3 separate regions of the Homo sapiens genome follow, and all the other regions are linked to region 3. The links are chromatin contacts, found by Hi-C or POLR2A ChIA-PET in ENCODE. All regions are on one chromosome and are shown on one strand. The core of a region is the stretch at or near the end of the contact, and the rest is flanking DNA. Distances in the headings are between cores, read along the strand shown. Region 1 overlaps NEDD4L (NEDD4 like E3 ubiquitin protein ligase). Region 2 overlaps NEDD4L (NEDD4 like E3 ubiquitin protein ligase). Region 3 overlaps ATP8B1 (ATPase phospholipid transporting 8B1).

What was found. Hi-C counts contacts between places; a loop is a spot of excess contacts on that map. ChIA-PET counts read pairs that join two places held with the same protein, here RNA polymerase II (POLR2A). Pooled maps may share reads with other maps.
Region 1: a map with no recorded cell type shows a loop between it and region 3 (5-fold over the local background). The contact joins two enhancer-like sites. A Hi-C loop is called at or near these places in 31 of 168 maps with a recorded cell type or tissue (B cell, CD4-positive, alpha-beta T cell, CD4-positive, alpha-beta memory T cell and 20 more), 20 of 37 single-sample maps with no recorded cell type and 34 of 50 pooled maps. POLR2A ChIA-PET finds 5 or more read pairs at or near these places in 3 of 52 experiments (PC-3, activated B cell and endothelial cell of umbilical vein).
Region 2: a loop to region 3 is called in a pooled map, with 2.5 times the contacts of the local background. The contact joins two enhancer-like sites. A Hi-C loop is called at or near these places in 2 of 37 single-sample maps with no recorded cell type and 4 of 50 pooled maps.

The regions. Positions count from the first base shown.
Region 1 is chr18:58,138,258-58,142,079 of GRCh38, reverse strand. The region is part of intron 1 of NEDD4L (NEDD4 like E3 ubiquitin protein ligase); the gene reads right to left. Among named protein-coding and RNA genes, the nearest start is that of NEDD4L, 96 kb to the right of the region's middle. Within about 2 kb of position 1,324, at least 2 of the 41 ENCODE cell types and tissues checked have a DNase peak (open chromatin) inside an H3K27ac peak, as active enhancers do.
Region 2 is chr18:58,089,967-58,093,778 of GRCh38, reverse strand. All of the region lies in intron 1 of NEDD4L (NEDD4 like E3 ubiquitin protein ligase), which reads right to left. Among named protein-coding and RNA genes, the nearest start is that of NEDD4L, 48 kb to the right of the region's middle. RefSeq lists enhancers at 2,436-2,585, 2,596-2,695. Within about 2 kb of position 2,323, at least 9 of the 41 ENCODE cell types and tissues checked have a DNase peak (open chromatin) inside an H3K27ac peak, as active enhancers do.
Region 3 is chr18:57,648,646-57,652,219 of GRCh38, reverse strand. It overlaps ATP8B1 (ATPase phospholipid transporting 8B1), which reads left to right. Exons shown (of 28, transcript NM_001374385.1): 26 at 48-186; 27 at 1,723-1,853; 28 at 3,508-3,574. All of the region lies in intron 2 of ATP8B1-AS1 (ATP8B1 antisense RNA 1), which reads right to left. Among named protein-coding and RNA genes, the nearest start is that of ATP8B1-AS1, 20 kb to the right of the region's middle. RefSeq lists an enhancer at 2,287-2,436. Within about 2 kb of position 2,284, at least 3 of the 41 ENCODE cell types and tissues checked have a DNase peak (open chromatin) inside an H3K27ac peak, as active enhancers do.

The DNA of each region.
Region 1 (3,822 bases), core at 75-2,574, 490 kb before region 3:
GCGAGACTCTGTCTCAAAAAAAAAAAAAAAAAAAAAAAAGAAAGAAATTTTGGAAGGCAGTGGGGTCGGGGGGGTGGGGTAGACAAAACCCACAGTGCCTGCTCCTTTACATTTCTCTGAAGTTTGCCATGACCCTAAGCTCCTACTTGGCTTTCACAAAACAGCGTTGTTTTCACAGCTCCTGTGAGTTTCGTCAGACAGTAGCTGGGAATGCAAGAGCTGAGCCAGGCTTATGAACCACAGGCATGGATTCTAAGATTATTTCCCATTTTTAACTTGAAATGTAGAAATTGGAGACAGGCAAGGTATACTTTTCAAATATTCCTTTTAGCTACATTCAATGTAAATGAGACGCATGCACATATATAATACATGCATTCTTAACACTAGTCACATAACATATACGTACATGAAAATATTCATGACACTAGAGGGAAAAACAGAACTTCTTCATATGAATGATGAATTCCTGATTGTTTGTACACAATCCTGTACACAATCAGGAATTCAAGGCCTGCTTTCAGAATAGGAGTAGGAACGACTAGACCAGAGTAAACCATCAACACATAAAGTTTTTTTAAAAAAAACAAAAAAAACCCAAAAATTGTCTTTCAAAGGAATCAACATTTTGCCTTATTTCCATCCCAGCCCTGGTGATTAAAGGAATTTTGTTTGATTTTATTCTGTAACTCAAAATGACTTTTTTTAAATGTCATCCTAACAAACCATATGTGCCTGTCTGCAGTAACACTGTAGCAAGAGTTCATATTTTCTCTAATCTGAATAACTTATATTGTGTTACCCCATAGTTGCCTTGTGTAGGGACAATAAAAGGTGCTTTATCTACCACATCCCCCGCCAGGTAATGACCTCCAACACCAGTAAGGAGGGAGCTCTCCAACCCTGCTGATGGTTAACACGAACCAGGGCAGCCACCCCGTGCTGGGTGCCCATGGCGTGGCCAGCCCAGTGGAGCCACATCAGGAAGGTGTTATTAATATTATCCTCCCCTCCACCTGAGGACACTAAAACTCAGAGAAGAGAAACAGGCCTGGCGCTGGCTTCTGACTGGAGAGCTGGGTCTCAAACCCACGTCTGTCAACTCACAAAACCCCACCATCCCCCATCACTCTTATCAGAACCATATTATTGACAACGTGATAGTTATCGGAGCATAATGAAATCCTCAATGCTTCCCTCTAAGGCCTCTGATAATCTCAGAAAAATGAGCAACAACTCGGAGCAAATGCCACAAGGCCACTCCACTGGCTTTACCTCCAGCAGAGCCATAAGAGTGGCCAAGGCCGACACAAAGGTTTAATTCAGCAGCAGAACTCTGCCACCAACAGGACAGATGACACCAGAAAGGCACTCCTCCTCTGAGAGAAACACTGCAAATACACCACGTTATGGAAAGGAATCCTCCACTCAGAAATGGACAAAAGAATCCACTCATTACTATAAAGGAAGCAACCTGATTGGCATTTTCACAGCAGGCAGCACCAGTCTACATTTTTATAAAATGACAAGGGGACACACTATGTATTTCCTCGTGCTGGTGGCCCTTTGTGGGGCAAACAGAGGGCTAATCCTCCACTCAGAAATGGACAAAAGAATCCACTGATTACTATGAAGGAAGCAACCTGACTGGCATTTTCACAGCAGGCAGCACCAGTCTACATTTTTATAAAATGACAAGGGAACACATTATGTATTTCCTTGTGCTAGTGGCCCTTTGTGGGACAAACAGAGGGCTTCTATAAAGCTTAGGAAGTATGATTTTAATCACCGGGCAAATTCATAGGTGGAGGCTTGAGCATTTCCTTTATCTCTGTACCAGAATTTCCCAGGTATACACTCCCCAGCATGTCATCAGCCCAGCAGCTGCAAGACTGCACGCTCTGTCCTTAGCTAGATCGGGGCCCTCTGGGACTAGGTATAGGTATGTCATTGCTCCAGTCCCCTTCTGGATGTTCCAAATCTAGTCCAGGCCACAACACCTCTCCCCTGGATTCCCTGGGAAGCCCCCTAAATTTGGGTCCCTGCCTCTATTCTTGACCCTTCCAGTACAATGAGCACTGAACCAATGTCCATCAGCAATGCAAGCAAAATATAAATCTGATCAGGTCACATCCCTGCTTGAAATGCTAAGTCTAGGAGCCTTAACATAACCTACAAAGCCTCCATCTCACCTGCCTGACTCATCATCCTCGCCTCTCTCCACTCCTGCCTGCCCCCACCTGCTCAGCTGTAGCCACCCTCCCCTTTTAGGGGGTTCTACGGTGGTTTCCTGAGCTTCCTCCCTTTGGGAGGTTAGCAAAGATGAACACAGCTGATTCGAAGTCAGGCTCCTCAGGCACAGCTGCCTCTGCTCGGCCAGATTTCTATGGCTCTACCAGAATGAAGAGTGACTTTTGCTGTAATCATGTAACACAGACAAAAGACATCCTCCACCCTTCTTCTGTCCCTAACTACCAACACTGGAGTTAGGGGATTGTCAATTTTTACTTTGCTTTTTTCTGTATTTTGTTTGGTTATTTTTAACAAACACGCATTATTTTAAATATATTTTTCTGATTACAGAGTTGATAGAATGTTGATAGGATTATCAACATTCCTAATAATCCTAAAGTTGATAGGATTATCTTGATTGTATCAGCCCAATTTTTTTCCCTGCCAGCAAAACAGAGTTTTGGTTCATTAAGTATTACGTCTCCCAAAATATGTAACTGAGGGTACTGACAGAAATGTATCTGAGGGTCTCCTGTATGGGGCGGGGGTCGGGGGAGGGGTTGGGAGGGAAGAGACAGATAATAAGGAATCCTATTGTGGCCAAATTATCCTCTCCTCCCAAGTCCAGCCCTAGACTATGCATGCAGTCAAAGACTACAGAAAACAATCTCTCAGTTTTCTAACAGAATAACACAAGTTTAATCTGTATTGTTAAATGGCCAAGTATATTAAGTGATCAAAAATAAGTACAAGCATTTTCGTTTGAAGGATTATATCAGGTAAAATAAAGGCAAGGCACTGAGGACCCAGAATGTCCAGGCATGGGCCTTAGGCTGGATGATTCATCCAGGGTGGCTGAAATGAGCCAGCGTGGTCCCGGCAGGGCTCCAGGCATCCTGGTGATTGCCAGCCACACAGTGCCTAACCCTGTCAGGGACTGAATGTTTGCGTCCCCCTAAAATTCATGTGTTGAAATCCTAATCCCCAAGATGGCGGTATTGGAAGGTGGAGCCTTTACGAGGTGATCAGGTCATGAGGATGGCGCCCTTGTGAATGAAATTAGTACTCTTATAAAAGGCACAACAGAGCTTGCTTTCTCTCTCTCTCATCATGTAAGGATATAACAAGGTGACGGCCATCTGCAGACCAGGAAGCAGGTCCCCACCAGACCAGATATGCCAGTACTTTGATCATGGACTTCCCAGCCTCCAAAACTGTGAGCATTAAGTGTTTTTTGTTTAAGCCACCCAGCCTATGGTACTCTGTCACAGCACATGGAACTGACTAGGACACTGTCCCTCAGCCAAGGAGGGAAGAGGGACAGGTGAAGATGCTTACTTCCCACATTACTTCGTAATGTATCCAAAAACTAACTAAAATGGCTTGTCTTTCAGGCCATACCTGATCAAAGCATCAGGGATGCACCTGTGCACATGCTTCATGAGGAAAGAGGAGGAGGGGAGGAAAGAGGAGGAGGGGAGGGAAGAGGAGGAGGGGAGGGAAGAGGAGGAGGGGAGGGAAGAAGGAAAGAAGGAAGTCACCCAGCAATGCCTCAGCATCACTCAAAGTGGTCATCTAGCCCAGTGCCTT
Region 2 (3,812 bases), core at 1,074-3,573, 440 kb before region 3:
TGGAATAAAGTATTTATGATGGTTGGAGAGTTGATGGGAATTCTCCTCCTCTGGCGTAAATTGTGCAATATTTGACCACTGCATTCTATCATCAGACAACACATGAGCACGTAGCAAATATAAGACTACCACCAACTGTATCGCACTTCTTTCCGTGAGAAAGTCTCAAGTGAACTGCTCAGCATGAAACATGAATATGCGCACAGTAGTGAATTGAAGGTATTCAGCTTCAATTTGGGTGGGGTGGGAGATGTTTTATTTACCCCACCTAGAGACAACTCTAGCTCGCTACTCCTACTTTTCAAGAAAAACCTGTTAAACAGTATTCTCTGCTAGCCTAAGGGACAAATATAATTTTGAAATGTTATTACTAACCAACCATGATAGCTTGAGAGGCTGAATGAGAATGAGTGATTAGTACACTGTCTTGCGCAGTTCTTACCAAACATCTATCATTCAAGATGCCTGTGAAATGAGTACTTCTTGAAAAACTCCTATGTGAAATGCACCATGCTAGATGTCAAAAAAATTTAAAAATCAGTATATTTAGCAAAATCCATGCTCCCAAGAGCTCACAATCTACAAAAAGAACCTATTTCCATCACCATTTCATTGAAATGTCCTGTTGCCTAAGTGACACTCATATTACAAGCCCCTGGTCATTTACCTTAAAAAAGAATCTGTCCACATACTGCTGAAACATCAGTCAAGAGAGGGAATACTCCGTCCCTACTAAAAATACAAAAAAAAATTAGCCAGGTGTGGTGGCGGGCACCTGTAGTCCCAGCTACTCGGAAGGCTGAGGCAGGAGAATGGCGTGAACTTGGGAGGCGGAGCTTGCAGTGAGCCGAGATCATGCCACTGCACTCCAGCCTGGGGGACAGAGCGAGACTCCATCTCCAAAAAAAAAAACAAAAAAAAAAGAGAGAGAGGGAGTACATGGATTTTTTTTTTTTTTTTGGTACCAGGGAGAGAATTTTACCTTTTAATCTGTTAATCTTAAATTCCACATAAACTGAAATTTTGCTCATGTGCACCACATCTCAAGTGCTGTTGCCTTCATGCTCTTACACGAACTCTTCTAGATCAGAACATTCTCTTCTGCTTGTCTTCTCCTCCATAAGAGCAGGTGCAGAGCTGTGCTGAGTGGCTTGCAGAGCCAGTATGTGAATGGTGGTGATTCCTACTCATCTCCATTCACTCTAAGCAGTTTATCAAGATTCCTCATACAACTTTCGTACCTCCCAAATCAAAGTCTCATCAGAAATGCCCTGCCTAGTGCTCCTTCCCCACCCGTTCAGCATCTGTGATCTCTGCTCTGTCCCTTGGACGCCCTGGGCCTTGGCATACTGTGCCCGAGAACCGCTTCCACCCTCAATTCAAATGAGAGTTGCTGGGCAATCTTTCCTGCCTTCTACACACAATCCCCCACCCCAAATCCCAAATACACCCATGGGGATCTGAATGCAGCATGCCATCACCCATCTTATACGTAAAATGGGAAACAGAGCAAGACGTTCAGCTGGTGCATCTACACCTTTATCTCCGACGTTGCCAATTCCTCCAGCTAGCACCCAGATGAAAGGACCTCCCCCGAAGGGAGGATGCTGGTGGCAAGTCACAGGGCCTGCCCTGACTTCTGCCCCCTGCCATCCCCTCTTTTACTCACATCTGTAACTTGGTTCTTCCAAGATTTATTTACCTGGCTTGGAGTTGACACAAAGCTACAAAGAAAACCTAATATGTGGAATAACAGAGTCATGAGTTCCAGAGATGACACTTAATGGCTCAATGTGACATCCCTTACAAAAGCAAGAGTGATGGCCAGTGGGGAAGCAACACAGTTCCCAGGGCATGTAGTGGCTCAAGTCTTCTAAAAGCATGAAATGAGTCCCCTGTGGCATCTGGTTGCCAAAGGAGCTTCCACAGTCTCAGGCAATGTGAATAATGCTATTACATGTGCATTTACATTAAGACAAACTCTCATGCCACAGTGCAGATCACAGCAGTTAAGAAAGCAGGTTGAGGACTCCCACCTAAATGAAAACTCTGGCTTCTCCTTTTACTAGCTGCTAGAACATGGGCAAGCTATGAAACCTTTTTGAGAATCAAATGCCTCATCTATAAGATGGGGATAAAGCAAATACTTACTTACGCTCTAGGCTGCAGTGAAAATGAAATGAGTAAGTCCATGTAAAGCCCTGAGCAATGGTGCCAGGCACACAGGAAGCACTCAGTGAAGGGAGCAGGTACTGGTGACTCACCATTCTGCCAGCAGCCACTTTGCACTGGGCACCAGCACATACCAGCCCCCATCAGGAAATGTGCACAGTCCATCTCATCTTGTTTCATCTTCATTTTATTAATGAGGAACTGAGAGTCCAAGAAGGTTCAATCATTTGCTCAAGGACAAAGAAGTGCATATCAACTCAAGATCTGAGCGACTCCAAAGCCCAAGCTCTGTGCCCCCGATAACACTAAAGGGCTCTGGAACCTTCCCTCACTGTGCCAAATTCTGGTCACCACACTTTAGGAAAGGTACAGAGCAACTGGAACCTAGCCAGTGAAGAGCAAGTGCATGGTAGGTGGCAGCAGGAGGTCTGAGAAGAGTTGTTGTGGAAACACAGGCTCAACCTGGCTCTCTCTCAGCTTGCATGGTGGAAGGAAGGTTAGTGTGTGTAAAATGGACAAGAAGGCAGATTTCACCTCAAATTAAGGAAGGACATTTTAATCTCTGTTACTATTCCAAGGGTAGAAGTAAGGTGCTTCAGGAGGTAGTGAGTTCCCATCTGCAGGGATACTCAAACATCAGCTATAAGGTACTTCCTGGACAGGGGACCTGCTTGGTTGTTGGACTCAAAGACTTTTAGATTCTCATCCAAGCTAAGTCTACTATTTGAAGGTTGCTTTTGAAACAACATACTTCTATGAAAAAACTTCTACAGAAAGAACAAGCGACAAAGTCTGAAATCTCAAATGAAATAAAATAAATCACAGGTGTGGCCAGGTGCATTGGCTCGTGCCTGTAATCCCAGCACTTTGGGAGGCCAAGGTGGGTGGATCAATTGAGGTCAGGAATTCAAGTCCAGTCTGGCCAACATGGCGAATCCCCGCCTCTACTAAAAATACAAAAATTAGCCAGGCGTGGTGGTGCACACCTGCAGTCCCAGCTATTTGGGAGGCTGAGGCAGGAGAATCGCTTGAACCAGGAGGTGAAGGTTGCAGTGAGCCAAGATCGCACCGCTGCATTCCAGCCTGGGCAACAGAGTGAAACTCCGTTAAAAACAAATCATGGGTGTTATCTGGATAATATCACTGTGATGTGAAATGGTAATACACCGGAGAAAACGGAAGGAACCAACAAAAGCCCAGGAGTTCTCATACCAAAGAAAACAAGGAGGTTCTACCAGCTGCACTCAGATCTCATGGCCCAATGACAAAAACTTTTAAGGTCCCCCAAAGGCACATGTTAATTTACACTTATAGTAAAACCTCCTACTGGGTCCCTAAACTAGTCACATGTAGTTTCAACAAATCCATTCCCAAAGCAGTAAGCAAGACCGTAACACCAAAAGGAAGAATGAAGGTGAGGCTAACTAAGAACCACAGATAAAGCCCACCCTCTAAGAAAAGGAAGTTTGGGCTGGGCATGGTGGCTTATGCCGGTAATCCCAGCACTTTGGGAGGACGAGGTGAGCAGATCACGAGGTCAGGAGTTCGAGACCAGCCTGACCAACATGGTGAAACCCCGTCTCTACTAAAATTACAAAAATTAGCCGGGCGTGGTGGCACATACCTGTAATCCCAGCTAC
Region 3 (3,574 bases), core at 1,035-3,534:
CTAACTCCCCAAAATGAGTGCTCTGTTTTTCTCTGGTTTCCCAACAGATTGGCTTGGATACTTCTTATTGGACTTTTGTGAATGCTTTTTCAATTTTTGGAAGCATTGCACTTTATTTTGGCATCATGTTTGACTTTCATAGTGCTGGAATACATGTTCTCTTTCCATCTGCATTTCAATTTACAGGTTGGTATTTCCAAATTCCAAAAATAAATGTACAGACAAATGTCATTAGTTTAGATTTTGACATAACTTCTGTTAAGTAATAAAATATACAAGGTGGAATGGCTGGGCACAGTGGCTCACACCTGTAATCCCAGCATTTTGGGAGGCCGAGGCAAGTGGATTGCTTGAGCCCAGCAGTTCAAGACCAGCCTGGACAACATGGCTAAACCCCATCTCTACAAAAAATACAAAAAAATTAGCCAGGCATGGTGGCACATGCCTGTAGTTCTAGCTACTGGAGAGGCTGAAGTGGGAGGATTGCTTGACCTGGGACGTTGAGGCTACAGTGAGTCGTGATGGCACTGCTGTACTCTAGCCCAGGTGACAGAGCGGGACCCTGTCTCAAAAAAAAAACAAAAAAAACAAAGCACAACAAAACAAATATATACAAATTATTATTGCTAGTGAAAATTAATGTCTTGTCTGGAAATTAAATGGTGATGGTGGGTTGAAAGGGCATAACATGATGGGAGGAAGACAAATTAAAATAGCTTTACAATAGCGCTGTACGTGTGTTGAATTAGATAACTTAAGACTTAAAAGGCTGGATAAAAGCCTATTCTTTCTTTCCCATAAAACCTAATACTGGGGCTAGATGTGGTAGCTCACGCCTGTAATCCCAGCACTTTGGGAGGCCAATATGGGTGGATCACTTGAGCTCAGGAGTTTGAGACCAGCCTGGGCAACATGGTGAAACCCCATCTCTACAAAAAATACAAAAATTAGCCAAGCGTGGTGGCGCACACCTGTAGTCCCAGCTATTCAGGAGGCTAAGGTAGGAGGACACCTGAGCCCAGGAGGTTGAGGCTGCAGTGAGCCATGATCACGCCACTGCACTCCAACGTGGGTAACAGAGTGAGACCCTATCTCAAAAAAAAGTCAGAAGTCTTGATCACCTAACTTTGCATTTTTAATCAATGCAATGTCAACAAATGTGCTTTTTTTCCTTATTTGCTCACTTATGTAAATTTGCCTTGTTTCAAATAATTTACCTTCCCAATTTTGCTTTGCTTAGTCTGATTTTAAAATGTCTGTTCTTTGAGCCATAATGGATATTTTGGGGAGGCCAATCCAGTTGTAAAACTTTACCATAAATGATCTATTTATAGATTATGAAATATTAACTATGTTCTTTTTTTTATTTTATTTTTTATTTTTGAGACAGAGTTTTGCTTTATCACCCAGGCTGGAGTGCGGTGGCACAATTTCGGCTCACTGCAACTTCCGCCTTCCGGGTTCAAGCAATTCTGCTGTCTCCTGAGTAGCTGGGACTACAGGTGCACACCACCATGCCCGGCTGATTTTTTGTATTTTAGTAGAGACGGGGTTTCACCATGTTGCCCAGGCTGGTCTCGAACTCCTGAGCTCTGGCAATCCACCCACCTTGGCCTCTCAAAGTGTTAGGATTACAGGCATGAGCCACCACACCTGGCGAAATATTAACTATGTTCTTAGGAAAAAAGAACCACAGTGATGCATTTGCCATGTTCTTTACAGGCACAGCTTCAAACGCTCTGAGACAGCCATACATTTGGTTAACTATCATCCTGGCTGTTGCTGTGTGCTTACTACCCGTCGTTGCCATTCGATTCCTGTCAATGACCATCTGGCCATCAGAAAGTGATAAGGTATAAAGAATATAGTCCTTTCCCAACTCTGTCCCTCACAGAAACCAAAGCGTTTCCCAACAGCACGTTTCCTGCAAAATTCTAAGCTCATGGGAAGTTTGGTAAGAATGATTTTTCATGATTGCTTCTCTTTAACTCTATCTCACAAATAAGTCTTTTGGAATTGGGAGTTTAGTGTGCTTGCTTTTTAATACAAAAATTACCAAACATAAACAAAAAAGGGAGAACAGAATGAGCCCCATATATCTATCTCCTCAGTTTAACAATTACAGTATTAACATTTTGTCATACAAATCAGATTGGGTTTTTTTTCTTTATTTAAGAAAAATGTCACCTTCTGTAGCAGGATCCTTTGAGCTACAAGGAACAGAAAGCTGTGACTCAAAACATCTCTACAGTAGTGCGTCATCATTAATCATTAGTAGGCTTCAGGCCCAGTTGATTGAGCAATTTAATGTTGTCAAGAAAGGATTGGGCTGGTTCTTGCCATCTCTTCTCTCAGAAACCTTCATTATTAGCTTCATATGGATGCTGGAAGATGGCCAGAGCAGTTCTGGGTATCACTTCCTGACCTATCAGTGTCGGGGGGAGATAAGAGCCTATTCTGTAGCTCCTTAGGGGCCGTGGAACTTCTCACCCAAGGGCCCCAGTACAGTGCCCTCAGGTCTCACGTGCCAAAATTAGGTCACTTGCCCATTCTGGACTAGTTTAGCAAGGGAAATCAACCTGCCCACCGCCCATGAGAAATGTGGCTGTGAGGGGTTGGGGGGGGCAATCTGAATACAATCAATTTCCATTAGAAAGAAGGAGAGAGTAGAGGCTACTGAGGCAACCTTCAGTATCCCTCGGGTCTCCCTTTTGCAGTGCCAACAGTATGCAGTAACAACCCAGGAAAGAGGCCCTACTGAATTTTCTCTTTGACTGTACCCATCTGGTCTGAACTAGAAAAGGGCACTAGCTTCAGAGGAGTGGGAATCTTGGCTTTGCATTTTCTAGCTGTGTGACCTTGGAAAAGTTAAATAACCTTCCCTTGGCTTCAATATATATCTCCAGGTAGGTAGGTAGGTAGATCGATTGATCAATCAATCTATGTATAGATATAGAGAGATGGATATAGATTTATATCATCATATATATATGTCGATATAGATAGATAGATAGATAGATAGATAGATATAGCCAAGCACTGTGGTTCATGCCTGTAATCCCAGAACTTTTGGAGGCCGAGGCAGGCAGATCACTTGAGGTCAGGACCAGCCTGGCCAACATGGTGAAATTCTGTCTCCACTAAAAATACAAAAATTAGACGGGTGTGGCAGTGCGTGCCTGTAACCCCAGTTACTCAGGAGGCTGAGGCAGGAGGATCGCTTGAACCTGGGAGGCAGAGGTTGCAGTGAGCCAAGATCGTGCCATTGCACTCAAGTCTGGGTGACAGAGCGAGACTGTCTCAAAAACAAAAAAAAAGATATAGACACACATACACACACACACACACACACACACACACACACACAAGTGGGGACAGAACTGCCTGCATCAAAATGGGGCAGGTGTCAGGGGAGTTCATCAGTGTTCATTTCTGTCAACCGTCTGGCCAGGCCTCCTCCCTGGTGTGGATCTTATTTTCATCCCTCCCCATCTCTCCCCCTTGCAGATCCAGAAGCATCGCAAGCGGTTGAAGGCGGAGGAGCAGTGGCAGCGACGGCAGCAGGTGTTCCGCC